Linked DNA regions of Homo sapiens: region 1 is linked to region 2. Evidence: read pairs that join two places in POLR2A ChIA-PET (ENCODE). Cell type or tissue: PC-9. All regions are shown on one strand. Links, peaks and the distances in the headings refer to the core of each region. The heading gives the core; the rest is flanking DNA. Region 1 holds the start of LOC105371773 (a long non-coding RNA gene). Region 2 has its middle 12 kb from the start of EIF1.

What was found. Peaks named below come from ENCODE experiments on the same cell type or tissue, not always from the same donor. Only the 100,000 strongest peaks of a DNase experiment are listed, where the experiment ranks them.
Region 1: POLR2A ChIA-PET joins it to region 2 with 8 read pairs; 2 of 35 experiments call an interaction of 5 or more read pairs at or near these places.

Annotation. Positions count from the first base shown.
Region 1 is chr17:40,503,509-40,519,400 of GRCh38, reverse strand. LOC105371773 (a long non-coding RNA gene) reads right to left here and starts at 2,456. Exons shown (of 4, transcript NR_188623.1): 1 at 2,352-2,456. In PC-9, for the core only: no CTCF peak of the experiment used is centred there; DNase peaks (open chromatin) are centred at 7,140 and 8,910; H3K27ac peaks cover 759 bases.
Region 2 is chr17:41,668,554-41,684,445 of GRCh38, reverse strand. No RefSeq gene overlaps it. Among named protein-coding and RNA genes, the nearest start is that of EIF1, 12 kb to the left of the region's middle. RefSeq lists a silencer at 2,348-2,427 and an enhancer at 5,493-5,722. In PC-9, for the core only: a CTCF peak has its summit at 5,059 (motif pointing left); DNase peaks (open chromatin) are centred at 5,195 and 5,915; H3K4me3 peaks cover 892 bases; H3K27ac peaks cover 2,598 bases.

The DNA.
Region 1 (15,892 bases), core at 6,955-11,954, 1.2 Mb after region 2:
GAAAGCCAGGCTGGAGAGCACAAGCTGACCTCCATGAGCCCCCAGCAGTCCCTTAAACCCGGCCCCATTTCCAGTCACAGCAGAGAGTACGACCTGGGGCTCTTTGGATGAAATGGACAGAGTGGGCTCTGATGGGGAAGCACCCTCAGGGACTATGTATACTCCCCACAGCCAGGGTGTGAAGCCCTCTAGACAGTCCTCAGCAGGAGCCCCACAAACCCATCCCACAACCTGCCACTCCATATAACAGGAGGATCCCTCAGAGCCCTTTGAGGGGCAGAGGGGTGGCGGGAGGGTGGTTGGCAACAAGCCTGTGGGTGAGAAACCCTCCTCAAGGCCTTGGAGGAGCCCTAATCGCCAAGCAAAGAAACATACCTGCCCTGCCCTCAGGGAGCTCCCACTCCAAGGGGGAGACCCAGGCCCTACTTGGGGATGGGGATGCAGGGATAGGGGTGGGGGCTCAGGCTTGCTCACTGAGACACCTCAGGGAAGGGCGCAGGCCTGCAGGTGGAGGGCGGAGACTCCATGAGTAATCAGGTTTACAGAGGAATGCACTTCCAAGGAAAATGAGTCAGAGGCAGGAAGAGGAGAGTGAGAGCCCAGTCTGGATGCCACCCTCACCTGACCTACAAGGCTCGCTGCCCCAGGCACTTGGGGAGACCCCTGTTCCCTCTCACACTCTCAGCCCTACTATAGGCCCCGGTGAAATGCAGGGAAGATCCCTGTAGCCAAAAGTCCTATAAATGATGGTGAGGAGTCAGGAAGGAGACCCTAATGAATCCTCTCCCAGCACCCTGTTTTCTCTTCTGCCTGGAACTCAAACAGTATTTGCAGGAAAGCACCCACTGAAGGTGCTCCTTCTTCCTCTGGGCATGCACTCCAGGAGGCATGCTTGCTATTTGAACATCCCTGAGCACTTTGCATTTTCAGCCTGGCCAATCTGCCTCCAACTTGCACTCCCAGAAGACTGAGAGCTGCCTAAAGGCAGAACCCAGCCTGGCTCTCTGGTCCTTAGAGTCATGGTGTTTAACACTGTTGAATGGACAAATTCAACTCTACTGTATTGGACTATATTGGACTGTACTTACTAAGTACTGTACTTCTCAAAGCCAGTCATGTGCCTGTATCTCCACCACCACCACCCTAGGCTCCTGCCCTCTGCACTTGATCAGCTCCCCAACCCTTTAGCCATACCACATCCAGAGGATCTTGCAAAACACAATGTCTTGGGAGGATTGCTGGATCCCAGGAGGTCAAGGCTACAGTGAGCTATGATCGTGCCACTGCACTCCAGCATGGGTGACAGAGAAGACCTTGTCTCAAAAATAAACCAAAACAGGGCCGGGCACTGTGGCTCACTGCTGTAATCCCAGCACTTTAGGAGGCCGAGATGGGCAGATCACGAGGTCAGGAGATTGAGACGATCCTGGCTAACAGGGTGAAGCCCCGTCTCTACTAAAAATACAAAAAAATTAGCTGGGTATGGTGGCATGTGCCTGTAGTCCCAGCTACTCAGGAGGCTGAGGCAGGAGAATTCTTGAACCCGGGAGGTGGAGATTGCAGTGAGCTGAGATAGCACCACTGCACTCCAGCCTGGGCGACAGAGCGAGACCCTGTCTCAAAAATACATAAATAAAAATAAAAATAGATAAACAAAAACAAATTAAAAAAACCAAACACAATGTCATCACGCTTCTACAAATGTTCTGTTGCTTCCCACTGTTTTCAAGGTAAATCCAAAACCTCTAAGCTGGTGCACTGGGGCTGGCCCCTAGGTGCCTCTCTGGCCTCCTTGTTGTAAATCCTTCTGTCTTTGTCCACCAGCTGCACTGAGTTTTCTTCAGCTCCTCAACAGGACCGCTATCACTCACTCCTACCCCAGGACCTTTGCACCTGCAGTCTCTTCCATCTGCAAGTTCTTTCTCTCTCCTTTACCCTTTTTGCCTGGCTAGCTTCTATTGTATTCAGATCTTGGATTAATTGAGGCAGCTCTCCGTGATCCCCTATAGGCATGTCCCTTGTTACACATTCTCAAGGCAACCTTGACTTTTCCTTCATAGCCTCTTTCACAGTCCATAATTAGACATCTGCATGGTTATTTCATCAATGTCTACCCTCCATCCTCATCCCCCATCCTGTCCCAAAGACCATCAACAGGATGTGGACCGATGCCCAGGCCCAGCCCTAGCACCTGCCCCCCAGGAGGCTGGAATCAGAAGGACACGCCTGACCCAGAAAGGCCCCACACCCCAGGAGCCTGAGATCTGGGATAGTACTTGGCCCAAAAGGGCAGCCCCACCCTGTGCTGCCAAAGTTGCAAGAGGAAGAACTGGGGCTCTGGGTATACTTACCTGGAAAGAGAAAGCTGAGGAATGCTTGAAGACAGAGATAAGATGGCCAGAAAGCAGGAAATGAGCTGCAGATAGCTGTTGGCTGAGGCAGGGCAGTTTAGAATTAAGGCTGCAGATCAAAGCCACAGGAAGTGGGCTGGTATTTTTCGGTAACAGCAAAATCTGATAGAAGCCACAGTTTCCTGTCTGGGTGGGGCAGGCAATTCATTCACTCATTCATACATATTTGTTCCTATCATATGGTCATTCAACAAATATTGATTGAGCACCTTTCTGGGTGCCAGACACTGTGCAGTGCCCTGGGGGACAGCAGTGAGTACAAGTGAATTAAGTCCCTACTCTCCTGAATTTGCAGGCATCTATCTTGTTGTCTAGACCTTTTTCCCAACTGCCAGCCTATAGTCCATTTAGTGAGTCACAGCCAGCATTTTTTTAAATGCAATACAGAATGGGATAGAAAATATTAGTGTAGCCCAAGCAGTGAGGATAAGCATTCAGTTATACATGTATTACGTGAACTGGGTCCTGGCATAAAATGTATTTCTTCCTGTGGTTCATAATCAGAAAAGTTTGAGAAACATCATTCTAAGCATTATTTAAATAATTCCAAGGCCGGGCATGGTGGCTCACACCTGTAATCCCAGCACTTTGGGAGGCCGAGGCAGGTGGATCACCTGAGGTCAGTAGTACGAGGCAAGCCTGACCAACATGGTGAAACCCCATCTCTACTAAAAATACAAAAAAAAATTAGCCAGGCGTGGTGGTGCATGCCGGTAATCCCAGCTACTCAGGAGGCTGAGGTAGGAGAATCGCTTGAACCCAGGAGGCGGAAGTTGCAGTGAGCCGAGATCGCGCCACTGCATTCCAGCCTGGGCAACAAGAGCGAAACTCCGTCTCAAAAAAAAAAAAAAAAATTCATAACCGAAGTCAATGATAGGGAGCATGAAGAAATACACAGAGTGCTACAGGAGGTTAGAACAGTAGGGCCCCAACTGGTCTGGGCTGGGGACGGTGGTCAGGGACATCTTTGCTGCAGAGAGGATGCCTGAGTTCTCTGAGAAGGGGGCGGGGAGTGGGAAATGGAGGAGTGCTAAGGGAAGGATGGGGGAGGAGGTGTGAACTAGTACTGTGTCAAGAGGATGGCTTGGCGAAGGAGCAGTCAGGCAGAGACCGGCATGTGCCACACGCACCATCAGAGGGTGGGGGAGGGTGGCGGGACGTGGAGGTGGAGAGGTGGGAAGGAGCCTTGTGAAGCTTATTGAACAGTTGGGTCTCGATCCTAAAAGCAATGAGAAGCCACTGGTGGGTTTATTCATTCATATATCCAACAACCGCTTGCTGAGGAATCCCTTCCCCTGGCATCCTGGTGCTGGAGACACAGAGATGAAAACACCCTGAAGCCACTTCCAGGCCAGTTGAGAGTCAAGACATGCTGGAAACATGAAGAAGCAATCAAGACAGGAAGCAGTCAATGCAGACGCACATCCTACTGAAGGAAACCAGTGTTTTAGAACGGGTTCCCCAGAAGCAGACTCTGAGACAAGGATGAGCATGAGATTCATTGACTTGGCAGGTGATCCCAGGAAGCACTGTAGGGAAATGGAAGAGTGACACAGAAAGGGGGAGGAAGCCAATGGAGGAGGACTGACAAGCCCCTGTGGGCAACTGGGAACTCAAACGCAATCCCACTGGAAGCCCCTGAGAGATGGCAGAACACACCTACAGGAAGTAAAGATGGTTTTCATCATCCAGTTCGCATCTGTCACTGGCTGAAGGCTGCTCCTGGGGTCATCAACTCCACAACACTCCTAACCTGTCCCATGCACAGGACAGACAGCCTGCTTCTGTCTGCAGAGAAGGCCTCTGGCAGAACTGCAGGGATGCAGGCAGAAGCCTCAGCATGCAGGGGAACAGCGAATGCCAACGGTGGATGCACAGGGCACCAAAGTCATCCTGTGCAGCTTCCAGAGCATTCTGTGGCCCCTTAACTCATCTGTATTTGATGTAGGATGATGAGCCCCAAATATCAAACTACAGCCCTAACTTTTATTTGGCCTCCAAATCTTTATATCAGCTCTCCCTCAGACATCTCACTTTGGATGTCCCATGAGCACCTCAAATCATCAGGTCCTCAAACTTAATGCATATGCATCTCCATCCTCACCATTAAACCTACATACCTCCTGTTTCCCTACTGGGATGGATGGTGCCCCCAATTACCCAGTCACTCAAGCCCAAACCAGCTAAGCACAATCCCTCAATCCTGTTACTTCTCTCACTGCCCAGCCTTAGGGTGACTCCCCTACCCCACCCTATCTCACCCAGATCATGGTATCAGCTTTCCAGGTGTCCTCCCCACCCCCATCATGCCCTCTGTGGGGCAGCCCAGGCAGACTTTCCAACACACAGATCTGGTTGTGTCCATCCCCTGCTTGAAATCCTTCATGCTTCCCAATGCCTCGCCAGCCTAACATCCCCGCACCATCATTGCCAACATGCCACTTTGTATTATCCAACTCTTCCAAGTTATTCCACATTTCCCTGCCACATGTTCATTCCTTTGCACTTGCTGAGTCTGCTGCTTTTTGTTTGTTTATTCAGACAGGATCTCACTCTGTCACCCAGGCTTGAGTGCAGTGGCACCATCATAGCTCATTGCAGCCTCAAATTCCTGGGCTCAAGGGATCCTCCTACCTCAGCCTCCCAAGTAGCTAGGACTACAGATGTGCACCACTGCACCCAACCTGAACCCACTTTCTAAACTCAATGACCTCTGCTTTTGTCCACCTGGCAAATAACCCTTCTCGTTGTATCTCAGCCCTGCCTCCTCTAGCAAGTGGGAGCACGGAGGTCCTGATTCCCTCCGTGCTCCCACTGTGCTGCTCACCTCCTCCTCGGCAGAGCAAGGACATCATGAAATAGCCATCGTTAAACTGCAGGTCTGCCTTCTCCACTAGACTGTGAGCTCCTCCTTGAGAACAGGGACATTATTTTATTTTTGTTTCCCCAGCACCTTAGCACAGAGCCTGCTCCCAGGAATCCCTCCATATATGAAGTGACTAAGCTAAGGTGACCCCACTGGACAGTGTCTGAACCACGATGACACTCATTCCCACCTTCTCTCCTTCTGCTGGATAGAGCCACCAAGTACAGGTGACATGTGCCTGTTAAGGTGAGGGACAAAATAGAGCAGTGCTTCATCTACCAACATGGCACTCCTGAACCCTCCCAGCAGGGTTATAATAGTGGGGACAGGGTGCACCAAACCATCAGTGGCCTCTCAGGTTGGATGCAGGGTCACACCAACAGACAGGTGTGGAACCTGGGCAGAGCAAGGAGATTCTGTCCCACTGGGCACTAAAGACAGCCTTGGCCTCAGGGACCCTGGATTCTACCCATGTGGCCCAAATGGCCAGAGAGCATCTGGAGCTAGATCTGCTATCTTCCTGGGTGATAAAAGTCAGGAAGGTCTTCTAGATCTTCACTTGAGGAGCCTATTTTTCAGGGCAGTTTAATTCCACATTGTTTGTTCTCTGCTCTGCAGACGCCTAGGAATTCTGTGCCAGGAACCAAGCTGAGAAACTCCGCTGAGGAAACCACGGGAATCTCATTTGAAGATTCAAATGGAAAAGCTGCTTCTCCTCTCTGAGCCTCAATTTTCCCGTTTGTAAAATGGTAACTTGTACCCAAGTCCATTCCAGCTCAAAAATACTATGATTCCTTTCTTAACTAGGAGGAGTTAAGGGGAAGAAAACTATTATTTCAACTGTGATCTCACCAAGGAACAAGTCTGAGGACTGAGTCGGGGGCCAGTGGCATGGTGTGGAGCACTCAGCATTCGGGGATGACCACCCTCTGCCCAGCCCCTCCCCTGGTACCTGTTACTCTAGGGGAGTCCCCTTCTCCTTTCTTGGTTTCCTTGTCTATAAAAGAGAATGATGCCAGCCACACCAGAGGACCACCGTAAGGAGAAATGCAATGTATTATATAAAGTGCCTGGAGCGGGCCAGGCGTGGTGGCTCACGCCTGTAATCCCAGCACTTTGGGAGGCCGAGGCGAGCGGATCACGAGGTCAGGAGATTGAGACCATCCTGGCTAGCACGGTGAAACCCTGTCTCTACTAAAAATATTTAAAAAATTAGCCGGGCATGGTGGCGGGCACCTGCAGTCTCAGCTACTCGGGAGGCTGAGGCAGGAGAATGGCGTGAAACCCGGGAGGCGGAGCTTGCAGTGAGCCGAGATTGCGCCACTGCACTCCAGCCAGGGTGACAGAGCGAGACTCCGTCTCAAAAAAAAAAAAGTGCCTGGAGCAGTCCTTGACCCATAGCTGACAAATCATTATCGACATAGTTTCCTTTCCCTGGGTAACAAGTGCTGGGTGCCTCCCCTGCTCAGCCTGCAGAGCCTGGAGACCAGAACACTCTACTCTCACTCACCGCCTCCGTCCACCCCAATCCGTGGCTTCCCTCCCCGTCAAGCTCAGCTCCTTGCCCGAGTTGGTCCAAAGGCCAGAGTGGCCAGGTGAGCGTGGTTAGCCACAGACGTGACCACCCAAGACCCCATGACCCGAGTGGCAAGCCTGAATCCACACCGAGGCCTGAATCCACACCGAGGCCTGGGGACCAAGTCCAGTGCTTTTGTCACAAAATAGCAGACCCCATGCGATGCAGGCCCAAGGGCTCACTGCCTACTCGCTGTCCATCCATCTCCCTCTGTCCCCAGGTGACCCCATTGCATTCCTGTGGTTTGGGGTTTGCTGGTGTGGCGGCGGCGACTGAAGTCTTGGCACCCTCCCACCAGTGAGTGGGGAGGGGGCTCCAGGGGCCAAATTCCTCTTCAAATGAGATTCCCGTGGTTTCCTCAGCTGAGTTCCTCAGCTCGGTTCCTGGCACAGAACTCCGAGGCGTCTGCAGAGCAGAGAAAAAACAATGTGGAATTAAATTTCTCTGGAAAATAGGCTCCACAAGTGAAGAGCTAAGCATCTCTTTGGGCTTGGGTCCGATTGCTGTGCCCCGTGCCAGGATGGACTCCCTCCGCCCTACAGGCACGGCAGTTGAGCAAGCCCAACTCCTTCCCCCCACCCACCACCTCTCCCCACTGTCGGACCTCAGAGCTGTCACCAGAGATGGGCTTTGGCTTTTCCTAGACTCTGCTGAGGCACCCTGACCAGAGACAGCTGGGATCCCCGAAATAGGAGCATCCTCCTGGGATGGGGTCACACCAGCTCCAGCTCTGTCTGATGTTGTCGCCACCGCCAGGCAGGATTCAGGATCAGGTTGCAAAGACTAGGGGACATGGTGAGACAGGCTGTCTCCCTGGGTCCCCAAGCCTCAGCAGCATATTCTAAAGTGACAAACCCCAAGAGGCATGGAGGAGAAAAAGAAAAAGAGGTAAAGTCACCAGCTGACCTCTCCCAAGCCCCAGCCCAATACCATCTTTGATCCTGGCAGGAAAGGCCCCTGGACATACGGTTTATCCGTGCAATGGAATGTTATTCTGCCTTAGAAAGGAATGAGCTGCTGAAATGAGCTCCAGCATGGAGGAACCTGAAGTCATTATACTAAGTGAAAAAAGCCAGACACAAAAGGCTGCATAGTGTGTGACTCCATTTATATCAACTATCCAGAATAGGTAAAGCCATAAAGACAGAATACAGATTAGTGGTTGCCAGGGCCTGGAGGAGAGGGAGATGGGAGTGACTGCTTAATAGGTATAGAGTTTCCTTTTGGGGCTATAAAAATGTTCTGGACCGAAATAGAGGTGGTGGTTGCACAACATTGTGAATGTATTAAATTCACAATGGTGAATTTGATGTCATACATATTTTACTACAATAAAAGGACAAAATGAAAGGCCCTTGGCCTGGGTCCCCGGCTATAGAGGAATTCTGCTCTGGTCACCCCCATAGAATGAAGAATCTGTGGGTCCGAGTGGATGTCACCAGAACCACAGCCTCCCTTCTAGACCATGCATTGCCCATGGAGGACCATGGTATTCCTGCCCATACAGCCCTGAAACTCTTCTCCAGGTTAATTTCCCCAAAGCAAGTCACACCCTGGGCCCAAGGGATAGCTGTTTGAAGGAGAGCGGTTAGAATTTGGCTTCTCCAGGCTCTTCTGTCCCCCAACTTCTGGTGCAGGATGAAGCCAGGAATGAGAAGGTAAAAGGACCAGACCACCAGCGAGGGACTGGGATCCAGGGGCCAGCCCTCCCCAGGCAGCTACCTCCTGGCACAGAACTCCTAGTTGTCAGAGAATTATGATTTTGACCCTGGCCTTCACAGTCATTATTTTAAAAAAAAATCAAGGTAGATGGATAGAACATATTTTATTAACAGTTTGTAAGCTTGACTTATGACTTTTGAATATTTAGACTTATGGTATGTATTCATCTTCTACTTCTATATAAAAAATGACCACAGATTTAGTGGCTTAAAACAACACCCATTTATTAACTCACAGTTAACACGTGGCTCCAGGGATGCCGTGTGCAAAAGGGCTGCCCCATGTTGTCAGTGACAACAAGCCAAACCCCAGAAGGGAAGACAAAGGTGGGCATGCCGCGGTGGGGCCAGGGAGGTGTGAGAGCACAGCATGTCCTCTTACTCAGCTGCCAGGCTCAGCAGGAGGCTTGACTCATCCCATGAGCTCACCTTGGGCCTAGGGCCATGCAGGATCGCACACGAGCTGGCCGGGGATGCCCTTCTCCTGGCCAGCGTCTGGACAGACGGTCCAGCAGCTTGGGTCATTGCTGCACAGGTACCGATGCCTCCAAGAGCAGCCCTGCACTTCCCCTCCTCCAAGGACAGCGAGAGGTCCAGGAGGGCAAGCCCAAGGACGGCAGTGCCCAGCCCCCCGCCTATCTGTTTCTGGGCACAGATGGCTGATTTGCTTTTCAGATCTAACTGAGGTGTACAAATCAGCAAATTATGTCCCAAAGCCAAGAACAACTTCCTTGGTTCTGAGAGGCCCACATAACTTACCCCTGGTCACGGTGATCTAGACTTGGTCTGAGAGGCCTGGCTCTGACGTGAGGAAGGAAGGGAGTGGGAAAAGAAAGGGTCATTCTAATCAGAACCACACCTGTTCTTGGGCTCACCCGGTGCTGCTCCCCAGAGAGCACAGAGCAGAGCAGATGTTGAGGTTCTGGCCCTGAGTCCAGGGAGACAGGTATTCTTAGGACCACAGGACCCTATGCAGGGGTGGGGCTTGCACAGGCTACCCTGCATCACCTCCACATCCACACTGTCAGGGTCCAGGGAGGATCGTGGAAGGCAAGGACCTGAGTTTCAGTCTGGCATTATCACCCCATTGGCAATGGAGCCCATAGGCAACCCCCACACTAAGCCTCAGCTCACCTGTCAGTCCAATGAGGTTGCACATACATACTCCAAAAGTACTGCGGAATGTGGAAAGAAAATTTTAGAATTCATATACATGTATTTGTATCTAAAAGTAAGAAAGAGGGAGGGTGCAGTGGCTCATGCCTGTGATCCCAACACTTTGGGAGGCCAAGGTGGGTGGATCACGAGGTCAGGAGATCGAGACCATCCTGGCTAACACGGTGAAACCCCGTCTCTATTAAAAATACAAAAAATTAGCCAGGCGTGGTGGCGGGCACCTGTAGTCCCAGCTACTCAGGAGGCTGAGGCAGGAGAATGGCGTGAACACGGGAGGCGGAGCTTGCAGTGAGCCGAGATCACGCCACTGCACTCCAGCCTGGGCGACAGAGCGAGACTCCGTCTCAAAATAAAAAAAAAAAAAAAGAAAAGAAAAGAGAGAAAAATAAATAAATAAATAAATTCAGGTCAACTAATATTTAACATACAGATTGACCTAGGCACCCTCACTCAGTCTGTTTGTTGGCCAATTATGTCCCCTGAATTAGTCACTCCATCAGGCAGAGAACTTGAGGGCTATACTCTCACTCTGTTGCTCACTTTCAATGTATTGTGACATATTGATGTCTGCATATCCCAGTTTATACTGCCTGATTCAAACTAAATTAGCCCTCCTTCAAAAAAAAAAAAAGGATAAACGGCCTAAAAAGATTTCTGCAAAGAAACAGCAAGAAAATAGTAGAAGATCGCCTCATTTGCCATATCACAAAGGAAGAACAAGTATTGCCTATTGAGTGCTACAGTAGAGATTTCCAAAAATGAAATCTCTTTTCATCAGGATAAAGGTGAAGTGCAGCCAAGTTATCAAGGAAGCAACTGTGGGGGAAGGAAAAGAATATGACAGAGCATTTGAAAATAAGGTTTGAAAGTGTTCCTATTGTTACATGATTTTGTGGCTGAAAACCTCATGTGTTCCCAAGATCCTTCATATCTGCCCTTCAAACAACGAACTAAAAAAGAAATGTTTAATTTGCTTAAAAATCTTCTAAATGAAGAGTTTGAGTGGGTTTAAAAGCCATTTGCTGAAAGTATTATAATGCAACATATTCCAATTTCTTTGCAAGAACAACTGATTGACATGAGAGAAGATGGAAATTTGCAAGCCAATTTTGAACAAAACCTTTGCATAATTGGTGGATGAAATTGAAAATTGAAAATTAATGTCATGATTTAATGAGCTGAGCCCACAATGCACCCCATCCGTCTGGATCTAGGTATCTTCGTGAGGCCTTCTTTTCAGCTGTGACAACCATTAAAACTGAATATTGAAATAAACTGAATTTAGAATGAGACATTCAAATCACTGTTCCACAAAGTGTTTTCAGATTTCACAAACCAGGAGTTTCAAAAATAAACAAGCATATTCAATCACGTTGCTCTCATTGTGAGAACAAAAGGGTTTTAATTAAATGAGATGCCATAAAATTACTTTTAAATATATCATTGAAAAAGATTCAATGTATTTTTTCTTCATCTTTATTTAAAATTTTAGAATGTATATAATATAGTTTACACATATACGTATAATGAGCATAACATATTTTATAATGTACATATATTTTTGTAATGTAAATACTAATATATTTATGTATATATAGCTCATGTATATAATTTGTAAAGTTCCACGTACCTAATGTTTTTGGGTTTTTTTTTGAGATGGAGTCTCGCTGTGTCATCCAGGCTAGAGTGCAGTGGCATGATCTTGGCTCACTGCAACCTCCACCTCCTGGGTTCAAGTGATCCTCCCACCTCAGTCTCCCAAGTAGCTGGGATTACAAGCGTGCACCACCACATCCAGCTAATTCTTATATTTTTAGTAGAGATGGGGTTTCACCATATTGGCCAGACTGGTCTTGAACTCCTAACCTCAAGTGATCCACCCACCTCAGTTTCCCAAAGTGCTGGGATTATAGGCGTGAGCCACCACACCTGGCCTATATATCTGTAATTTATAAACAAATAGTTGTTAGGTTGCCTGCTCAACATTTTTTACCGATGGGATGTGTGAACAACAGAGTTTGAGTCTGAGGATGCGGCAGTGCCTGAGGGGCCCTCCATTCTGGGGTTGGAGAATGAATGGGGTCACCCTGACCTGGATGTAAGCCTTCATAATAAAGATGTTCCTGAATTGGACTTTACCTGCCCTGCAGAGGCAAGCCATTGACTAGAGCTTCAGGCATGTGTTGTTATTATTATTATTATTATTATTATTATTATTTTGAAATAGGGTCTCACTCTGTCACCCAGGCTGGAATGCAGTGGCACCATCATGGCTCACTGCAGCCTCAGCCTACCTGGGCTCAGGTGATCCTCCCACCTCAGCCTCCCAAGTAGCTGGGACTACAGACAGGCACCACTGTTCCCAGCTAATTTTTTTTTTAAGGAGATACAAGGGTTTCACCATGTTGCCCAGGCTGGTCTCAAACTCCTGAGGCTCAGATCCACCTGCCTCAGCCTCCCCAAGTATTGGAATTACAGGTGTGAGACACTGCGCCCGGCCAGGCATGTGCATTTTATAGCTAGGGGGGTCAGAGGTCCAAAAGCATAAGACCTGAGAGCAGCCCCATTGGAAAGAACATCATCTCCTCCCCTGGAAAAAGAAGGACCTCTCTCGCCACTGCCCCTCACCCCTCCTACACAACAGGAGGAGGAAAACTTTCCTCCCTCTCAGAGGGACTTCAGAGGCCCTAAAAGGGTAACTCTCTTTCCTGGAGTATCACAGTAAATTGGCAATGGAGACTAAGTGTGAATTCAGACACCCAGAGCGCCAGTGCCGAGCTTTTACCTGCTCTGTTCTCTCTTGATCCTGAGCCTGGTTTTTGGTTACCAAAATTCTCACTATCCTCTGTACTGTAAAGTCCTCCCTGCTATTCATTTTAGATTTGCATGTTGCAAATAAAGCCTAGAATGCTCAGGAGGCTAAACACTCAAAGTCAATGACCTGCCCCATTGAGGCAAAGAACATCTCTCTCCAATCTTTTGGGTCTGTCTTAACCCCAAAGAAGAGGGACTCCCAGAAAGCAGTGAAGTCTGCACCTCTGCTACCTTCTCAGGGGGCTCAGCACCTCCCTGAAGCAACAGAACCTCCCTAAGGCACACATATGCTCATGTCATTCCCTCCCTGACCTTGCCCTGCTTAAAGGCTCCCCGTGTATCTCCACTGCCCACCACAGAAAATTCCCACTGCTCAGGCCAGTCTATACCCTGGCCCCACCCATTCTCATCAGTCACCTGCAAGAAACAGAAGCCACACTAGCTAGTGTAAGCAGAGAGGAATTTCATGCAGTATTCTGTCCTTAGAAAATGATCAAGAGGGCTAGAGGAGCAAGCTGCACTGCAGGAATAGCTCCCAGAACACAGGGGCCGAGCAACCCACCTGGGAGTCTTGCCCTCTGGTACCATCAGGAGAGTAAGGAATCAGGAGTGGCTGGGCACAGTGGCCCACACTTGTAATCCCAGCACTATGGGAGGCCGAGGCAGACGGATCACTTGAGGTCAGGAGTTCCAGACCAGCCTAGCAACATGGCAAAACCCCGTCTCTACTAAAAATATAAAAAAAAAAAAATCTGGGCATGGTGGCGCACACCTGTAGTCCCAGCTATTCGGGAGGCTTGAGGAGAATCGCTTGAACCCAGGAAGTGGAGGTTGCAGTGTGAGCTGAGATCGCACCACTGCACTCCAGCCTGGGCAACAGAGTAAGACTCCATCTCAGAAAAAAATAAAAGAATCAGAAGCCGCTCAGGGTCTGTGGACTTCAAGAACCATCATCACAACTGATTCAGGAAGTTGTTTCAGCAACAAGCTCTTCATGCCCACAAAGCTGAACACTGGATGTTAGAAAACAGCTGCTAAAAAATATACCCAGTGTCCAGCTGGGCGTGGCGACTCAGGCCTGTAATCACAGCAACTCGGGAGGCTGAGGTGGGAGGATCAGTTGAGGCCAAGAGTTTGAGACCAACCTGGACAAAATAGTGAGACTTCCATCTCTACAAAAAAATTAAAAGCTTAGCTGGGTGTGGTGGCATGTGCCTATAGTCCCACCTACTCAGGAGGCTGAAGCAAGAGGATTGCTTGAGCCTGGGAGTTCAAGGCTGCAGTGAGCCATGATGGTACCACTGCACTTCAGCCTGAGAAACAAAGCAAGACCCTCTCTCAAAATAAAGAAAATAAAAGGGAGGCAAAGGGAGATTAGACAGACAGAAGAGGAGAAGGAGATGTGAAGACACAGACTGAGACTGGAGTGATGTGGCCACAAGCCCAGGAATTCCAGGACAGCCACCAGAAATTTGAAGAGGCAAGGAATGGATTCTCCCTTTCAATCCCTGAAAGGAGCATGGCTCTGTCCAATTTCAGGCTCCAGACTGTGACAGAATAAATGTTTGTTGTTTTAAAGCATCAGGTTTGTGGTAATTTGTTACGATAGTCTCGAGAAACTAATAAAACACATCTTAAAAAGTAAAAAGAAGCAGAGGAAATTAATTTTAATAATGTTTTTATTTAACCCAGTATCTATAAAACAGCATCATTTCCACACACAATCAATATAAAAAATTACTGAGCAAGCATGGTGGCTCACGCCTGTAATCCCAGCCCTTTGGGAGGCCGAGGTGGGAGTATAGCTTGAAGCCAGGAGTTTGAGACCAGCCTGGGCAACATAATGTTACTGCATTTCTAGAAAAAAAAAAAATTATTCAATTACTATTGAGATATTTCATATAATTTTTCATACTGAGTCTTTAAAATCTGAATTGTATTTTGCACCCACAGCACATCTTTGTTTAGACTAGCCACATTTCAGGCGCTCCGTATCCACACACGACTAACGCTGACAGAAGATGGCTCAGCTCCAGCCTTTTGTAGGCCTCTTGGTTGCACCAGGCTGAGATTTGGGGGCCTTTCTGTCTATGAGTCATACTCCCCCATGAACAGTGTGCTCCTTGCGGGCAGGAGCCTTGTCCCATTCATCTCTATATCCTAACATCTGAATGCAGGGGCACTCAATAAATTGTTGTTTTTTGTTTATTTGTTTGTTTGTTTGTTCTAGATGGAGTCTCACTCTGACACCCAGGCTGGAGTACAGTGGCGTAATCTCAGCTCACTGCAACCTCCACCTCCCAGGTTCAGGAGATTCTCCTGCCTCAGCCTCCCGAGTAGCTGGGATTACAGGTGCCCACCACCATGCCTGGCTAGTTTTTGTGGTTTTAGTAGAGACGGGATTTCACCATGTTGGCCAGGCTGGTCTCAAACTCCTGATCTCAGGCGATCTGCCCACCTCGGCAGTGTGCCCTCCCAAAGTGCTGGGATTACAGGCGTGAGCCACCACACCCAGCCAAATAAATGTATTTTGAATGAATGAGTAATGTGGGTTCTCTACAAGAAAAAAACTCAGTCAGAAATTACATTTCTTAGTTTCTTTTTTTTTTGAGATGGAGTCTTGCTCTGTCACCCAGGCTGGAGTGCAGCGGTGCGATCTCGGCTCACTGCAAGCTCTGCCTCCTGGGTTCACGCCATTCTCCTGCCTCAGCCTCCCGAGTAGCTGGGACTGCAGGCACCCGCCACCACGCCCGGCTCATTTTTTGTATTTTAATAGAGACGGGGTTTCACTGTGTTAGCCAGGATGATCTCGATCTCCTGACCTCGTGATCCACCCACCTCGGCCTCCCAAAGTGCTGGGATTACAGGCGTGAGCCACTGCACCCGGCCATTTCTTGGTTTCTTTAATTGATTTTCCCTCTCCCTTAGTGAGAGACATGCAGAATACATCAAAATATAGGCTGGACTTTTTTTTTTTAATCTACTTGGAATCCCTTCTTTCAGAAGAGTAGATGTAGGACAAGGTGCCCCCGTCAACTAGGGAAATAGTGTATTTTGAGGTTGAAAAGAAATGCTGTGAATAGGCTTATATCTAGCAAAGAATTGAATTAATAATTAATAACCTTCCAAAACAGAAAGCACCAGGACCAGACAGTTTTACTGGTGAAATCTACCAAACATTTGAGGAAGAAATAGGACCACTTCTCTACAACCTCTTTCAGAAGATAGAAGCAGAAGGAACACTTCCCAACTCATTTTATGAGGCCAGCATTGCTGAAACCAGAGATACAAAAGAAAACTAGACACCAATATCACTCATGAACATAGA
Region 2 (15,892 bases), core at 3,161-8,160:
TGTGGGAGGTTACCCCAGCCCCAGGAGCCTGAGGAGTAATCATGGAGGCAGGAGTAATTAGTTTGAAAGTGGCATGCATGCCTGCTGTTAATGCTGGCTTCTTTATTAGTGTGCTCCTGGCTTTGAGATGCTGTCACCTGGGCAGCCAAGGGCAGGGTACAAAGCACAGGCTCTGGAGTGTCTGTATCTGAATATCATCTCCATCTTGTTGCCTGGGCGACTTAGCCCCTCCCAGCCTGCATTTTCTCCTCTGTACGACAGAGACAATAATGCCCTTCTCATAGGCTGTTGAGGGGATTTAAAGAGGAGACTATGTACAGCCGGATAAAAATGTAAAGTTATGAAACCACTATATAGATTATACCAGTTTCCCAGAGGGGAAGGGAGAGAGAGAGCCTCCGAGAGCAGCAGGGGACAGGAGTGAGCCCCTCTGAATGAGGATGGGACAGAGGTGGGCACCTCTCCATGGTGATCTCCTTGGGATGTGACAAGGGCATGGCTGTGTAGGACACCTTGGGACCCTCGACCTCAATAAGATTCTCCAAGGCCACCAACGTGGCACGGAAGCAGCAGAATCTCCCTCCAGGAAGGGATTGCACCCTCTGGGAAAATAGACATCTCCATGGTAACCAAGGCAGATAGATGATCTGGTCTAGGGGCTCCTTGTAGCTCTGGTGCTCTAGAAAACCTTGTGAGCGAGAGAGAATCCTGGGGAGGGCTGGAGCCCCTGTCATTTCCAAGGCTGGATTTCTGAGCAGCCCAGTGGGATGTTAATTGGCAAGGATCTCACTTGATTTAAAGAAAGTCCAATTAATGCCACATTTCTTGCATTCCTTATTTGGGACTTAACGACCCACGTATGTAAGTGACTAGAATAGTTCCCCCTCCCCCGCTCCCATGCACATAGAAGGTCCCAGTGAATGAAGGCTGCTGTTCTTACCACTTGGAGAAGGAGGGAGACCCGGGCCTGTTGCAGCTTGATCTGCAGCCTGCACAGGGTAATGATGAGATGTGCAGGTCGGGCATCAGCTGGGGTTCTGCTGGCAATACATCAATTCTTCAAACCTGCCTAGGGTAGATGCTGGGAAGGGACATGGGGGAAACTTTTTTTTTTTTCTTTTTTGAGATGATATCTCACTCTGTCTCCCAGGCTGGAGTGTAGTGGTGCGATCTTGGCTCACTGGAACATCCGCCTTCCGGGTTCAAGTGATCCTCCCGCTTCAGCCTCCCAAGTAGCTGGCATTACAGGCACCCACCACCACGCCTTGCAAATTTTTGTATTTTTAGTAGAGATGGGGTTTCACCATGTTGGTCAGGCTGGTCTCGAACTCCTGACCTCAAGTGATCTGCCTGCCTTGGCCTCCCAAAGTGTTGGGATTACAGGCGTGAGCCACTGCGCCACGCCCGGCCTGACATGGGGGAACCTTATGGGGTGCTGGAAATGACCTTCCTCTTGATCCAGGTGGCAAAAATCTATTGAGCTGTACCCTTATGGCTAGTGTGTGTTGTGTGTGTATGGCGGTTATATTTTACCGCCACCTCCCAACCCGGCCAGCCTTTCTTCTTGTTCTTACTTTCCCTCCCCTTGCCAGGGACCCACTTATGCCAACCCACGGTGGGGACTTGGCTCAGTTCCTCTTTGCCTCTTTGCTGGCAGAGCATCTGTCTTCCCCATCCTGCTTCCCACTCCTTCCCCTCCTCTCTTTCCTCCTTTTTCAGGGAGTCCTGCAGGAGCTCCTATAGATGGGGGGAAACTTCATTTAGGAAGGGAGATAAAGACCAGAGCCCTTGGTTCCTCTTCCCCGGGCAGGGCCATCCAGGTGGCCCAACTGCGGACTCAACTGCCGAGGTGGGTGGGAGAGGATACAAAGTGCAGCCTAGGGAGGTGGAGAAGGCCAGGCCTGGCATTGGGCCTCAAGGAGATCACAGCCTAGCGAGGGTTCAGACAGCACTCCAAGGAACCAGGGGCCCAGGAAGCGTGGAGGAGGTGCCAGACACAGGTGCACAGAGGGGTTCTATATTCTGACCGGGCACTGAAGGAGGTGTTCTCTAGCTGAGGGCAGGTGGATGTTCCAGATGGAGGGAAGAGCATTAGACATGTTTGATGGCAATCAGTTCAGATCTGGCCACTTTCCTGGGACAAGCTTACAGGTGTGTTTGGGTGGAGCAGTCTGCCTTGGACCTAGGCATAGGTCCTCTAGCCCTCCTTTCATTTCATTTCATTTCATTTTTTAAACTAGTGTAACTCATATAAGGGCTGTCTCCAAGAGTTCATCCAGCAGTAATCGAGCAGCAAGACTCATCAAGTCCTTCACTTTCACTGTGAGAGGACAGGAGGAAACGCAGAGAGGGCTGGTGCCGTGTGGTGACAACCCTCACCAGTTGGGACACACTGCTCATCCCCTTTCAGCCACACCTCTGCACACCCCCCAACACTCAGCTGTCCCCAGTGTGCAGCTCTGGCCCCAAGCACATGTCACCTGGAGGTGCCTCTCTGGGCAGCCTCCCCTCTCTTCTGCACCCACCCATCTTCCCCAAATTAATTCTAACTCTCAAAGGGCCACAGCAGCCACAAGCCACCTGTGGCTTCTGAACCCTGGAAATGGGGCCAGTCTGAATGAGGATGCACTGTAAGTGTAAAAACACACAGGGCTCTGAAGAATGAGCATGAAAAAAAACTGTAAAGTCTCACAATGCTTTATATTATGTTATATTAATTGATTAATTTATTTTGAGTCAGAGTTTTGTTCTTGTTGCCCAGGCTGGAGTGCAATGGTGCGATCTCGGCTCACTGTGGCCTCCGCCTCCCGGGTTCAAGTGATTCTCCTGCCTCAGCCTCCCAAGTAGCTAGGATTACAGGTGTGTACCACCACGCTCGCCTAATTTTTGTATTTTTAGTAGAGACGGCGTTTCACCATGTTGGCCTGGCTGGTATCGAACTTCTGACCTCGTGATCTGCCCGCCTTGGCCTCCCAAAGTGCTGGGATTACAGGTGTGAGCCACCGCACCCGGGTTGTTGTTTGTTTTTGAGATGGAGTCTTGCTCTGCCGCCCAGGCTGGAGTACAATGGCGCAATCTCAGCTCACTGCAACCCTGCCTCCTGGGTTCAAGCGATTCTGCTGCCTCAGCCTCCTGAGTAGCTGAGATCACAGGCGCACATTACCGAATTAGCCCGGCTAATTTTTGTATGTTTTTGTAGAAATGGGGTTTCAGCATGTTGGCCAGGCTGGTCTCAAACTCCTCTGCTCAAGCCATTCGCGTGCCTCAGCCTCCCAAATTGTTGGGATTATAGGTGTGAGCCACTGTGCCCAGCCTTCACAATACTTTTTATATGAATTACTTATTAAAATAAGAATATTTTGGATCTATTATATTAAATAAAATATACTATTAAGTTAAATTCACCTGTTTCTTTTTACTTTAAAGAAACGTGGCTCCTGGGAGCCCCCAGGAGCTATTTAGTTGCATGTGTGGTGTGCGTTCTATTCCTACTGGACAGTGCTGCTCAGCAGGATGCTAGGCTGAAGCGAGCCTGCTGGCACACACATGGCAGGCCCTAGTCACAGGAACGGCTGTTCTTTCCAGCCTTCTCTGCCACCACCTGCCTCATTTCTTTGTCTCCTGCCCCCGCCTCCAGCATCTCTAGTTCCCAGTGATTTAGCTCTGCTGTGAGCTTGCATATTTCTCTCCCTGCTCCCAGTTTAGAAGACAGCTTGGTGATGGTCATATGTACCAAAGCCGGGCCAAGGATGTCGAGGGAACTTTTTCCTGCTCAAGTGGCTTATTGAGTATTCACTCACCCAAACTGTGTCCCTTCCTGGGCCAACAAGGTGAAATTCTCTCCTCTTTTCACTTGCCTAGCCCAAGACAGATACTGCCACCTGAGCATGCACCGGGGCAGTGGGGGGCATCGATTTCATCCTTTGCCCCAAACAGCTTAGCAGCTGTCCCTCTACCATAGATAAAACTCTTCCTGAGAGGAGTTTTGTACGGTCTTTTTTTTTTTTTTATTTTGTGAAATTTACAGTGGTTGAGCTCTTGCTACGAGCTTAGCTGAGTGTTTCACACCCTGTCCCATGGAATCCTGACAAAGCTCATTAGTCCTTCTGCAGACAGAGACCTGGCAGGATAGCGGTGGTGGCCCTCTTCCTGCTGGGCTGCCTGGCCACCCAAGAGGGACCAGGTTTCCTGAGCGAGGAACCTCTGGGATGATTGTGCTCTTATAAAGGGGTTATCTGTTTTCTTGATGGAGGCCAGCATTTGGGGCATGCACCCCAATTCTCTCCGGAGCTCAGATGTGCCGTGCATATTTGGAGAGGGTCTGGGAGGCCAGTGCTACTGTGGACAATCTCATTACAGCACACAACATAAGATTCAAACAAATTCCCTCCCTCCCTCCCTCCCTCCCCTCCCTCCCTCCCTCCCTTCCTTCCTTCCTTCCTCCTGCTTTTCTCTCCCTCTCTTTTCTTTTCTCTTTTCTTCTTTCTTTCTTTCTTTTCCCTCCTTCCTTCCTTCCTTTCTTCCTTCCTTCCTTCCCTCCTTCCCTCCTCCCTCCCTCCCTCCTTTCTTTCTCTCTCTTTCTTTCTTTCTTTCTCTCTTTCTGTCTCTCTCTCCTTCCTTTCCCTTCCTTCCTTCCCTCTTTCTTTCTTTTCTTTTTTTTTTTTTTGAGATGGAGTCTCATTCTGTAGCCCAGGCTGGAGTGCAGTGGCACAATCTTGGCTCACTGCAACTTCTGCCTCCTGAGTTCAAGCAATTCTCCCACCTCAGCCTCCTGAGTAGCTGGGATTACAGGCACCCACAATGATGCCTGGCTAAGTTTTGTATTTTTAGTAGAGATGGGGTTTTGCTATGTTGCCCAAGCTGGTCTTGAACTCCTGACCTCAGGTGATCTGCCCACCTTGGCCTCCTAAAGTGCTGGGATTACAGGTGTGAGCCACTGTGCCTGGCGAGAATTGTTATTTTCTTTTACAGATGAGGATGTTACCCAGTGTAATGCCTGTGTGACATAGGTGAATTTCTACCCTGCCTTAATTCTGCTTATCTTTAGGAAACAGGATGCTTGAGGTCAAAAGCTCCCCCTTCTGACCAAACTGGCTAAGACTTGTGGGATCCAAGGCAGCTCACTTGACCTCTGAAGAACCTCTAACTTCATTATAACTAATTTCTGTGCTAAGTGACACTCCCACCAGCACCATGACAGTTAACAATCACTGTGACTAAGACCGGAAGAAACCACAAAAACACAAAAAGGAAGACGGCACTCCAGTTTCAAGGAGTTCTCCACCCATTCCCAGAAAAGAAATGAATATTCCTCCCCTTACTTTTAATATCCAACCCTTTCATTAAAGGTGCCCTATATCTGTGACTTCCTGGCTCTCAGGAGCCGAGCCCAAGCTCCCACTTCTCAATTCCATGACCGTCTAATCTAAAGCCTGCACTGCTTGACATTCACTTTCAGTTTTGCATATTGATTTGTAACACCAAACGGGGAAAGGCTCCATTTTCTGGGGACCAGCTTTGTTGGTAACAAAGATACTGAATCATAGAGAGGAATCATTTTTGCAAGATCACAGCTGGTAAGTTGCATGGCTGGAATTCAGATCCAGAGCCTGTGCCCCTAACCTGGAAGGGGTGCCTGCCCTGGAAGATTGTCTGGGTCTGGTCCAGGGCCCCATACAGGCATCCTTGTAGTCACTGCTGGTTTCCCTTCCCAGAGCTTGGGGGAGGTGCTGAATGTCCTGCCCAGGTCAGTGTGGCATTAAAGAAAAGATTACTCATGACACTTGTTAAAGATGAAGGAAGACTTTATTCAAGGGGGAGCTATTACATTGGGGTTTTGTAGCAGAGGAGAGAGACTGGGTTTCACTCTCTCTACAATAGGGAAAATTGGGGATTTATAGCCAAGGAACAGGGTAGGGAGATTGGTGGAAAATTACTAAGAAGTTTTTATGCTCTTTTACCCCCGTAGTTCAATGAGTTCCGAATTGTTGTCCCATGACTGAGAAAAATGAGGTACATGGACAGCAGAGAGTGAGTAAGGCAGAATAGAATTTATTGAGGGACAGAAAAGCTCTCGACAGTGAGAGGGGACCCAAAAATGGGTTGCTGACCACGAGGCTGATACATTATAATTAGCATATAATAAGCAGTAAGGACACCAGAGGTTGGGTTGCTTTCTTTTTGTTTTTTTTTTTTTTTTTTTTTTTTGAGACAGAGTCTTGCTCTGTCGCCCAGGCTGGAGTGCAGTGGCACGATCTCAGCTCACTGCAACCTCTGCCTCCCAGGTTCAAGCGATTCTCCTGCCTCAGCCTCCCAAGTAGCTGGGACTACAGGCACGTGCCACCAGGCCCAGCTAATTTTTTGTATTTTTAGTAGAGATGGGGTTTCACCGTGTTAGTGAGGATGGTGTTGATCTCCTGACCTCGTGATATGCCTGCCTCAGCCTCCCGAAATGTTGGGATTACAGGCGTGAGCCACCGCGCCCAGTCCAGAGGTCGCTTTCATTACCATCTTGGTTTTGGCTGGCTTCTTTACCACATCTCGTTTTATCAGAGGGGTCTTCGTGACCTGTACCTTGCAAAACCAGTCCTGTGGAACTCCTATTGCAAGACTATACAGGTTAATGGCTTAACTCTACAATACTACCCCACTTCATTTTAAAATTTTATCTATCTGTCTGTCTATCTATCTATCTATCTATCTATCTATCTATCTATCTATCTACTTTTAGAGACAGGGTCTTGCTCTGTTGCCCAGGCTGGAGTGCAGTGGTGTGATCATAGCTCACTGCAGCCTCCAATTCCTTAAGACTGTCCCACTGCAATGCCAGCCACAAGTCTGCGCTTCACGTGCTTCTGGCCAATGGTTATAAATCAGGAGTTCCCACAACCCCTCCTTGGATTTGATAGTTTGCTAGAATGGCTCACAGAACTCAGGAAAACAGTTGAGTTACCAGGCTGACAGCTTATTATAAAAGAATACAACTAAAAAACAGCAGATGGCTGGGTGCAGTGGCTCATTGCTACAATACCAGCACTTTGAGAGGCCGAGGCGGGCAGACCACTTGAGGTCAGGAGTTCAAGACCAACCTGGCCAAAACAGTGAAACCCTGTTTCTACTAAAACTACAACAATGAGCCAGGTGTGGTGGTGGGCACTTGTAATCCCAGCAATTTGTAATCCCAGCAACGGGCTGAGGCAGGAGAATTGCTTGAACCTGGGAGGCAGAGGTTACACTGAGCTGAGATCGCACCACTGCATTCCAGCCTGGGAGACAGAGTGAGACGCTGTCTCAAAAAACAAAACAAAACAAAACTCAAAACAGGCAGGGCGCGGTGGCTCACGCCTGTAATCCCAGCACTTTGGGAGCTTAGGCGGGTGGATCACAAGGTCAGGAGATCAAGGCCATCCTGGCCAACATGATGAAACCCTGTCTCTACTAAAAATACAAAAATTAGCCGGGTGTGGTGGCGGGTGCCTGTAGTCCCAGCTAGTTGGGAGGCTGAGGCAGGAGAATCGCTTGAACCCGGGAGGCAGAGGTTGCAGTGAGCCAAGATTGCTCCACTGCATTCCAGCCTGGCAACAGAGCCAGACTCCTTCTTAACAACAACAACAAAACAAACAACAACAACAACAACAACAACAAAACAAACCTGGCAGGATGGAGGAGACGCACAGGGTGAGGTGTGGAGAAGTGTGGGGAGCTTTGACGTGCTTTCGGGTGCACCATCCTCCCAACACCTTGATGGGTCCTTTGGGTTTTTATGGTGCTTCCATTATGTAGGCATGGTTGATTACATCATTGGCCCTTGGTGATTAAACTCAATCTCAAGCCTCTCTTCCCTCCCCAGAGGCCAGGAGGTGGGGCTGAAAGTTCTACTTCTCTAATCACATGCTTGGTTCCCCTGGCATCCAGCCCCCCTCCTTAGGGGCTTTCCAAAAGTCACTCATTAACTTAAACTCCTGTGTGGTTGAAACAGGCTTGTTTTGATAACAAAAGATGTTCCTTTAACTTTTGTTGCTCCAGGGATATTTCAAGAGCTGGGGACAAAAGACAAATATTAATTTATTATATTACATTAGGGCTCTGTGCCAGGAACTGGGGACCAATATCAAACAACTTTTCATATCATATCTCAATATCGCAATGCCTGTTGCATAAAAAATTAAAAAGTCGCAAAGCAACCAAAAAATCACCTGTTAAATCAGTCACCACCCAGAGATGACCAGGACCCATTCTGGCCTCTTTCCATCTGGTTTTGTGTAGATTTATGAAGACACCAAATTCTTTGAGGCTCCCTTTGCTCTGTGCTGTGTCAGTCTGTGTGCAGTCCTCGGCAGCTCTTCACAGTCTCCCCAAAGAATTCATTTTCACTTAAAACACAAGTTATAACCGTAGTAGGTTTATTGCTCGATGTGCATATGGAAAGCCAGTAACTGAGATACTGGGTTGTAGCAGAGAAAGAGGCTTAATTGTAGGGCTGCTGAATGAGGAGACCAGAGGAAACCTCAAATCCATCTCCCTGAGGAGTTTGGGGCTAGGAATTTTAAGGGTTTTGGAGGGAACTGATCATTGATTGGTGCAAGGTGAATTCACCTACAGGGAAATGAAGAAACTGCATTCTTATGCTAATTTGATTACTCCGTGGGAACCTTCAAACTGGTTGGCATCAGCTGTTCCATTGGAATTCAGGATTGGAGAAACATCTTCAGCAATTTTTTTTTTTTTTTTTTTTTTTTGAGACAGATTCTCACTCTGTCACCCAGGCTGGAGTGCAATGATGCAATCTGGGCTCACTACAACCTCCGCCTCCCGGGTTCCAGCAATTCTCCTGCCTCAGCCTCTCTAGTAGCTGGGATTACAGGCATGCACCACCATGCCCAACTAATTTTTGTATTTTTGTAGAGATGGGGTTTCTCTGTGTTGGCCAGGCTGGTCTCAAACTCCTGACCTCAGGTGATCCACCCACCTCGGCCTCCCAAAGTGCTGGGATTATAGACATGAGCCAACACACCTGGCCATCTTCAGCAATTCTTAAACAGAAGTCTCATGATTCTAATGTCAGAGATCCTATCTGTAGGAACATGGAAATGCAGATGTTCAGTACTGAGTGTTAGGTGATTTTAGGTTACAAGGAACTGGGCCAAAGAGCAGCCCGATTAATGCTTAATTATACCTGTATTCCTATCCAGAGTTTTTGTCAAACTTGTGAGGACAGCTTCAGTGTGAGTGATGTAAACTTTACTCAGTGACCCCTGAAAGAGGTGGGGGAGGGCATTTACACACACACACACACACACAAATGCACACACACCCCATATCTCAAAAGTCTTAACTTGCTTAGATCCCTCTTGACCTCTCTATGGGGGTTGCTTTCTCCCATCTAGAACCTGTTTTGTTGGCTCCTTCATCTCCTCCTTTGATCCCCTCCCAGTTGCAGACCTTCAACTTTTCTGTCTCTGGTTTTGCAGGTCAGTTTATCCCTGCTCCCTGCTTGCCCCCAAATGTGTACAGCCAAGACCTATTTCAGTACTGGGGAAAAAAAAAGAGGGTTGCAGGTTTATAGAACCTCTAGAGAGCAGGAGGGGTTAGAAACATCCAAAATTTTCCTTCTTTCTTTTTTTTTTTTTTTGAGATGGAGTCTTGTTCTGTAACCCAGGCTGGAGTGCAGTGGTGTGATCTCGGTTCACTGCAACCTCTGCCTCCCGGGTTCAAGTGATTCTCCTGCCTCAGCCTCCTGAGTAGTTAGGTTTACAGGCGTGCGCCACCACACCTGGCTAAATTTTGTTATTTTTTGTAAAGACAGGGTTTTGTCATGTTGGCCAGGCTGGTCTTGAACTCCTGGCCTCAAGTGATCTGCCCACATTGGCCTCCCAAAGTGCAGGGATTACAGGTGTGAGCCACTGCATCTGGCTGAAATTTTTATTTTTATTTTTAAATTATACCTTTAAATTGTAGGAGATCAGAATATGCCACCCCAAAATATGACCATAGACCGGAATATGCTGCCCCAAATATACTTCTTCAGCATAAGGATTATTTTGAACTGATTTTTTTTAACAAAAAAATTTACAGTTAAGGGAACAAACAAGTTAATCGTGTTTAATGAACAGACCCAGGAAATGTCCTGATGTACCAATACCTTAAGAAACAAGGCCGGGCACGGTGGCTCACGCCTGTAATCCCAGCACTTTGGGAGGCTGAGGCGGGCAGATCACCTAAGGTCAGGAGTTTGAGACCATCCTGGCCAACTTGGTGAAACCCCGTCTCTACTAAAAATACAAAAAATTAGCCGGGCGTGATGGCACACACCTGTAATCTCAGCTACTCAGGAGGCTGAGGCAGGAGAATTGCTTGAAATCGGGAGATGGAGGTTGCAGTGAGCTGAGATCATACCACTGTACTCCAGCCTGAGTGACAGAGCCAGACCCGGTCTCAAACAAAAACAAAAACAAAAACAAAAACAAAAACAAAAACAACAAAAAGCATTCTTAGAGCATTCTTAGTGTGAGTTTTGCTTTAAAGATAAAGATAATATATTAGAGGCCGGGCGCGGTGGCTCACGCCTGTAATCCCAGCACTTTGGGAGGCCGAGGTGGGTAGATGACGAGGTCAGGAGGTTGAGACCATCCTGGCTAACACGGTGAAACCCCGTCTCTACTAAAAATGCAAAAAAATTAGCCGGACGTGGCAGCGGGTGCCTGTAGTCCCAGCTACTCGGGAGGCTGAGGCAGGAGAATTGCTTGAACCCGGGAGGCGGAGGTTTCAGTGAGATGAGATTGAGCAATTGCACTCCAGCCTGGGCGACAGAGCGAGATTCCGTCTGAAAAAAAAAAAAAAAGATAATATATCAGATAATAATAGATTCTTGCAGAAGACAGTAGTTACACAAGGACCCAGCTGATAAAACAGGATGCACTAAAGAAGCCAGACAAAACCCACCCAAACTAACATGGCAATGAATGTGACCCCTGGTCATCCTCACTGCTCATTATATGCTAATTATAATACATTAGCATATGCTAAAAGACACTCCCAAATGCCATGGCAATGCCCGGAGGTTGCCCAATATGGTATAAAAGGAAGAAGAACCTTCAGTTCCAGGAAACCCCTGCCCCTTTCCCAGAAAACTGATAAACAGTCTACCCTATATTTGTCATGAGATCAACAAATATTCATAAAAATAACCAACCAGCAGACCTTGGGGCTGCTCTGCCTATGGAGTAGCCATTTTTAAATTTCTTTGCTTTCTTAATAAACTTGCTTTCACTTTACTGTGTAGACTTGCCCTGAATTCTTTGTTGCAGTAGCTCCAAGAACCCTCTCTTGGGGTCTGGATCAGGACTCAGGACCCCTTTCTGGTAACAGAAGTATTCCAGGTGTTAAAAGATAAACTTGCGCTGGGTGCAGCGGCTCACGCCTGTAATCCCAGCACTTTGGGAGGCCGAGACGGGCAGATCACGAGGTCAGGAGATCGAAACCATCCTGGCTAACATGGTGAAACCCCGTCTCTACTAAAAATACAAAAAAATAGCTGGGCGTGGTGGCGGGTGCCTGTAGTACCAGCTACTTGGGAGGCTGAGGCAGGAGAATGGTGTGAACCCGGGAGGCGGAGCTTGCGGTGAGCTGAGATCAGGCCACTGCACTCCAGCCTGAGTGACAGAGCGAGACTCCGTCTCAAAAAAAAAAAAAAAAAAGATAAACTGGCATATTAGAATTTTAAAGAGCTGGCCAGGTGAGGTGGCTCATGCCTGCAATCCCAGCACTTTTGGAGGCTGAGGTGGGAGGATCACTTGAACCCAGGAGTTCAAGACCAGCCTGGACAACATAGTGAGACCTTGTCTCTTCAAAAACAAAACAAAACAAAAAAAGTGCTAATTTGAGCAGACAGTGATTCATGAATCAGGCAGACTGGGGGATGAATCCCAGACTGGGGGATTCTGGTGTTTCAGAGCATAAAGGAAAAATTGTATAGGGTAAACTTTGAAGCAGAGCAAAGAAACTATTTGATTGGTTCAAATGCAGATTATTCGCATGGAAAGTCCCTTGCTAGTAGTAACTTGTGGTGGTTTCTGATTAGTTAAACCCATCTATACTGAGATGGGTTTTGATTTACTTACATAGAAACCCAGGGCACAAGGCCGGGCACCGTGGCTCATGCCTGTAATCCCAGCAGTCTGGGAGGCCGAGGTGGGTGGATCACTTGAGGTCAGGAGTTTGAGACCAGCCTGGCGAACATGGCAAAACTCCGCCTCTACTAAAAACACTAAAAATTAGCCAGACGTAGTGGCAGGCGCCTGTAATCCCAGCTACTCGGGAGGCTGAGGCAAGAGAATTGCTTGAACCCAGGAGGTGGAGGTTGCAGTGAGCTGAGATTGCACCACTGCACGCCAGGCTGGGTGACAAGAGTGAAACTCTGTCTCAAAAAAAAAAAAAAAAAAAAGAAACCCAGGGCACTAGAGTGGCTTCAGTCTAATGGCCTCCCAATTATTTTAACAATGTGATAAATGAAGAAGATGAGCCACCGTGCCCGGCCCTAAATCTCATCTTGAATTCCCACATGTTATAGTGGGGACCCAGTGGGAGGTAATTGAATGATGGGGGCGAATCTTTCCCATGCTGTTCTCTTGATAGTGAATAAGTCTCACAAGATCTGATGTTTATTATTATTATTATTATTATACTTTAAGTTTTAGGGTACATGTGCACAATGTGCAGGTTTGTTATATATGTATACATGTGCCATGTTGGTGTGCTGCACCCATTAACTTGTCATTTAGCATTAGGTATATCTCCTAATGCTATCCCTCCCCCCTCCCCCCACCCCACAACAGTCCCCAGTGTGTGATGTTCCCCTTCCTGTGTCCATGTGTTTTCTTTGATCAATTCCCACCTATGAGTGAGAACATGCGGTGTTTGGTTTTTTGTCCTTGTGATAGTTTGCTGAGAATGATGGTTTCCAGCTTCATCCATGTCCCTGCAAAGGACATGAACTCATCATTTTTTATGGCTGCCTGATGTTTTTTTAAAGAGGAGTTTCCCCGGACAAGTTCTCTCTCTTTACCTGCCACCATCCATATAAGACATGACTTGCTTCTCATTCTGCCATGATTGTGAGGCCTCCCCAGCCATGTGGAACTGTAAGTTCATTAAACCTCTTTCTTGGCCGGGCGCGGTGGCTCAAACTTGTAATCCCCACACTTTGGGAGGTCGAGGCAGGTAGATTACGAGGTCAAGAGATCGAGACCATCCTGGCCAACATGGTGAAACCCTGTCTCTACTAAAAATACAAAAATTAGCTGGGCGTGGTGGTGCTCACCTGTAATCCCAGCTACTCGGGAGGCTGAGGCAGGAGAATTGCTTGAACCCGGGAGGCGGAGGTTGCAGTGAGATGAGATCACGCCAATGCACTCCAGCCTGGGGACAGAGCAAGACTCTGTCTCCAAAAAAAAAAAAAAAAAAAAACCCATAAAAACAAGAAAAAAAAAACCCTTTTTCTTGTGTAAATTGCTCAGTCTAGGGTATGTCCTTATCAGCAGCATGAGAATGAACTAATACACTGGATATGGTGGCACATGCCTGTGGTCCCAGATACTTGGGAGGCTGAGGTGGGAGGATCCCCTGAGCCTGGGAGGTCGAGGCTGCAGTGAGCTGTGATTGTGCTCTCTCACTGCACTCCAGCCTGGTGACAGAGGGAGACTCTGTCTCAAAAAAAAAAAAAAAAGATTCCTAAAGTTGCACGTTAGTTCAATTCAGCTCTCATGGGTTTATATTTCCAGATCTCTCCCCAGAGGGGGTGTTAGAATCACAGCAGCTCAGTGAACCAGAAACATCTCTGTTCAGGCTACTCGGGAGGCTGAGGCATGAGAATTGCTTGAACCCAGGAGGCAGAGGTTGCAGTGAGCTGAGATCATGCCACTGCACTCTAGCCTGGGTGACAGAATGAGACTGTCTCAAAAAAACACACAGAAACATCTCCGGGGCAAGGATCCTTGGGCCAGGGCTTTGCTCTTGGGAGCTTCCCGCCTGGCTAAGTGCCTTCACCCATCTGATTCTCAGTTCCTTCCTGTGCAAAAGTGGGCATGAAAACACACAGGGTTGGAAAACAGTATTTATTCATTTAGTTCTTTTTTGAGACAGGGTCTCACTCTGTTGCCCAGGCTGGAGTGCAGTGGCGCCATCTTGGCTCACTGCAACCTCCACCTTCTGGGTTCAAGTGATTATCTTGCCTCAGCCTCCCAAGTAGCTGGGACTACAGGTGCGTGCCACCATGCCTGGCTAATTTGTGTATTTTTAATAGAGACGGGGTTTCGCCATGTTGGCCAGGCTAGACTTGAACTCCTGACCTCAGGTGATCCACTCACCTTGGCCTCCTAAAATTCTGGGATTACATGCATAAGCCACCGTGCCTGGCCCCCACTGATGTTTAATAAACATCTCAAACTCAATATGACTCAGACTGAACCTCTAATCTCCTGCCACTGAACAGCTCCTGCCCACAACCTTCCCATTGTTCATGGCAGCTCTATCCTCTCAGTAATAGCATTCTTGACTCCTCCGCCCACTACAGTTTGTTGGGACGTCTGGGGGCTTTCCCTGCGTGTTAGCTCCAGTGTCTCGTTGCTTCTTGCCACCTGTACATCATTTTCAAGCCTACAGTTCAGTGTAGGGTTCCTTTGCTCCACTCTGATCTGAGCCACCATCCTCTCTCGCCTGGACTATTGGAGTAGTTTCCTCATCTCCCAGTGGGTCTCACTCCTGTCCCTGCTCCCTGGCACCTTCATTCGACACAGCAGCCACAGTCTCCACCACATTCTAGGAGGCCCCCTGTGATCCAGTGCCTGTGACTCTGCTCATCTCATCTCAACTACTTGGCCTTCCGTCCCCACTCCAGCCACACCAGCCCCCAGCTGGGCCTAGAGCATGTCAGAAATGCTCCCACCTTGGGGTCTGGAAGCTTCCCTCTAGATATCTCCATGGCTTTCTTTCTCAAAGTCTAAGGTTTTGCTTACATAGCACTTTTGTATGAGGCCTGTCCTGACCTCTCTTATTATTATTATTATTTTTTAGATGGAATTTCCCTCTCCTTGCCCAGGCTGGAGTGCAGTGGCGTGATCTCGGCTCACCACAACCCCCGCCTCCTGAGTTCAAGTGGTTCTCCTTCCTCAGCCTCCCGAGTAGCTGGGACTACAGGCGCGTGCCACCACGCCTGGCTAATTTTTTGTATTTTTGGTAGAGACGGGGTTTCACCAGGTTGGCCAGTCTGGTCTCAAACTCCTGACCTGAGGTGATCTATCTGCCTCGGCCTCCCAAAGTGCTGGGATTATAGGTGTGAGTCCCCGTGCCCAGCCTTGACCTCCCTATTTTGAATTGTACCCCTCCCCGCAGTCTTCCTCCTCTCCCTTTTTCTGCATTACTGCTCATTTCCCTCCAGGACATCATCTCCTACACCCTGTAATTTACTTATTTATTTTGGCTGTTAGTTAATATCTGTCTCCCTCACTGCAATCTAACACCGTATTCACTGAAGTCCCCCAACGGAGTGAAGAACGTGCCATCCCCAAATATGCCAAATTGGCATAGTGATTATTTTGAGCTGTAAATATTGGAGAAATTGTAGTTTTAGAAAGGGCGAGCTGACCTGTCTTTTCCTGTATGCAGTAAGCCATAAAGATTCCTCTCGGAGGTCCCTTCTCTGGATGAGAAATTAGCTCTTATCTTCACAGACTGGGAAGTGAGGCTGCAACAGACCTGAATAAATAAACTTTCCAGGCTGGGTGTGGTGGCTCACACCTGTAATCCCAGCACTTTGGGAGGCTGAGGTGTGTGGATCATATGAGGTCAGGAGTTCGAGACCAGCCTTCAGAGACCAGCTCTGGCCCTCCCGGATGCC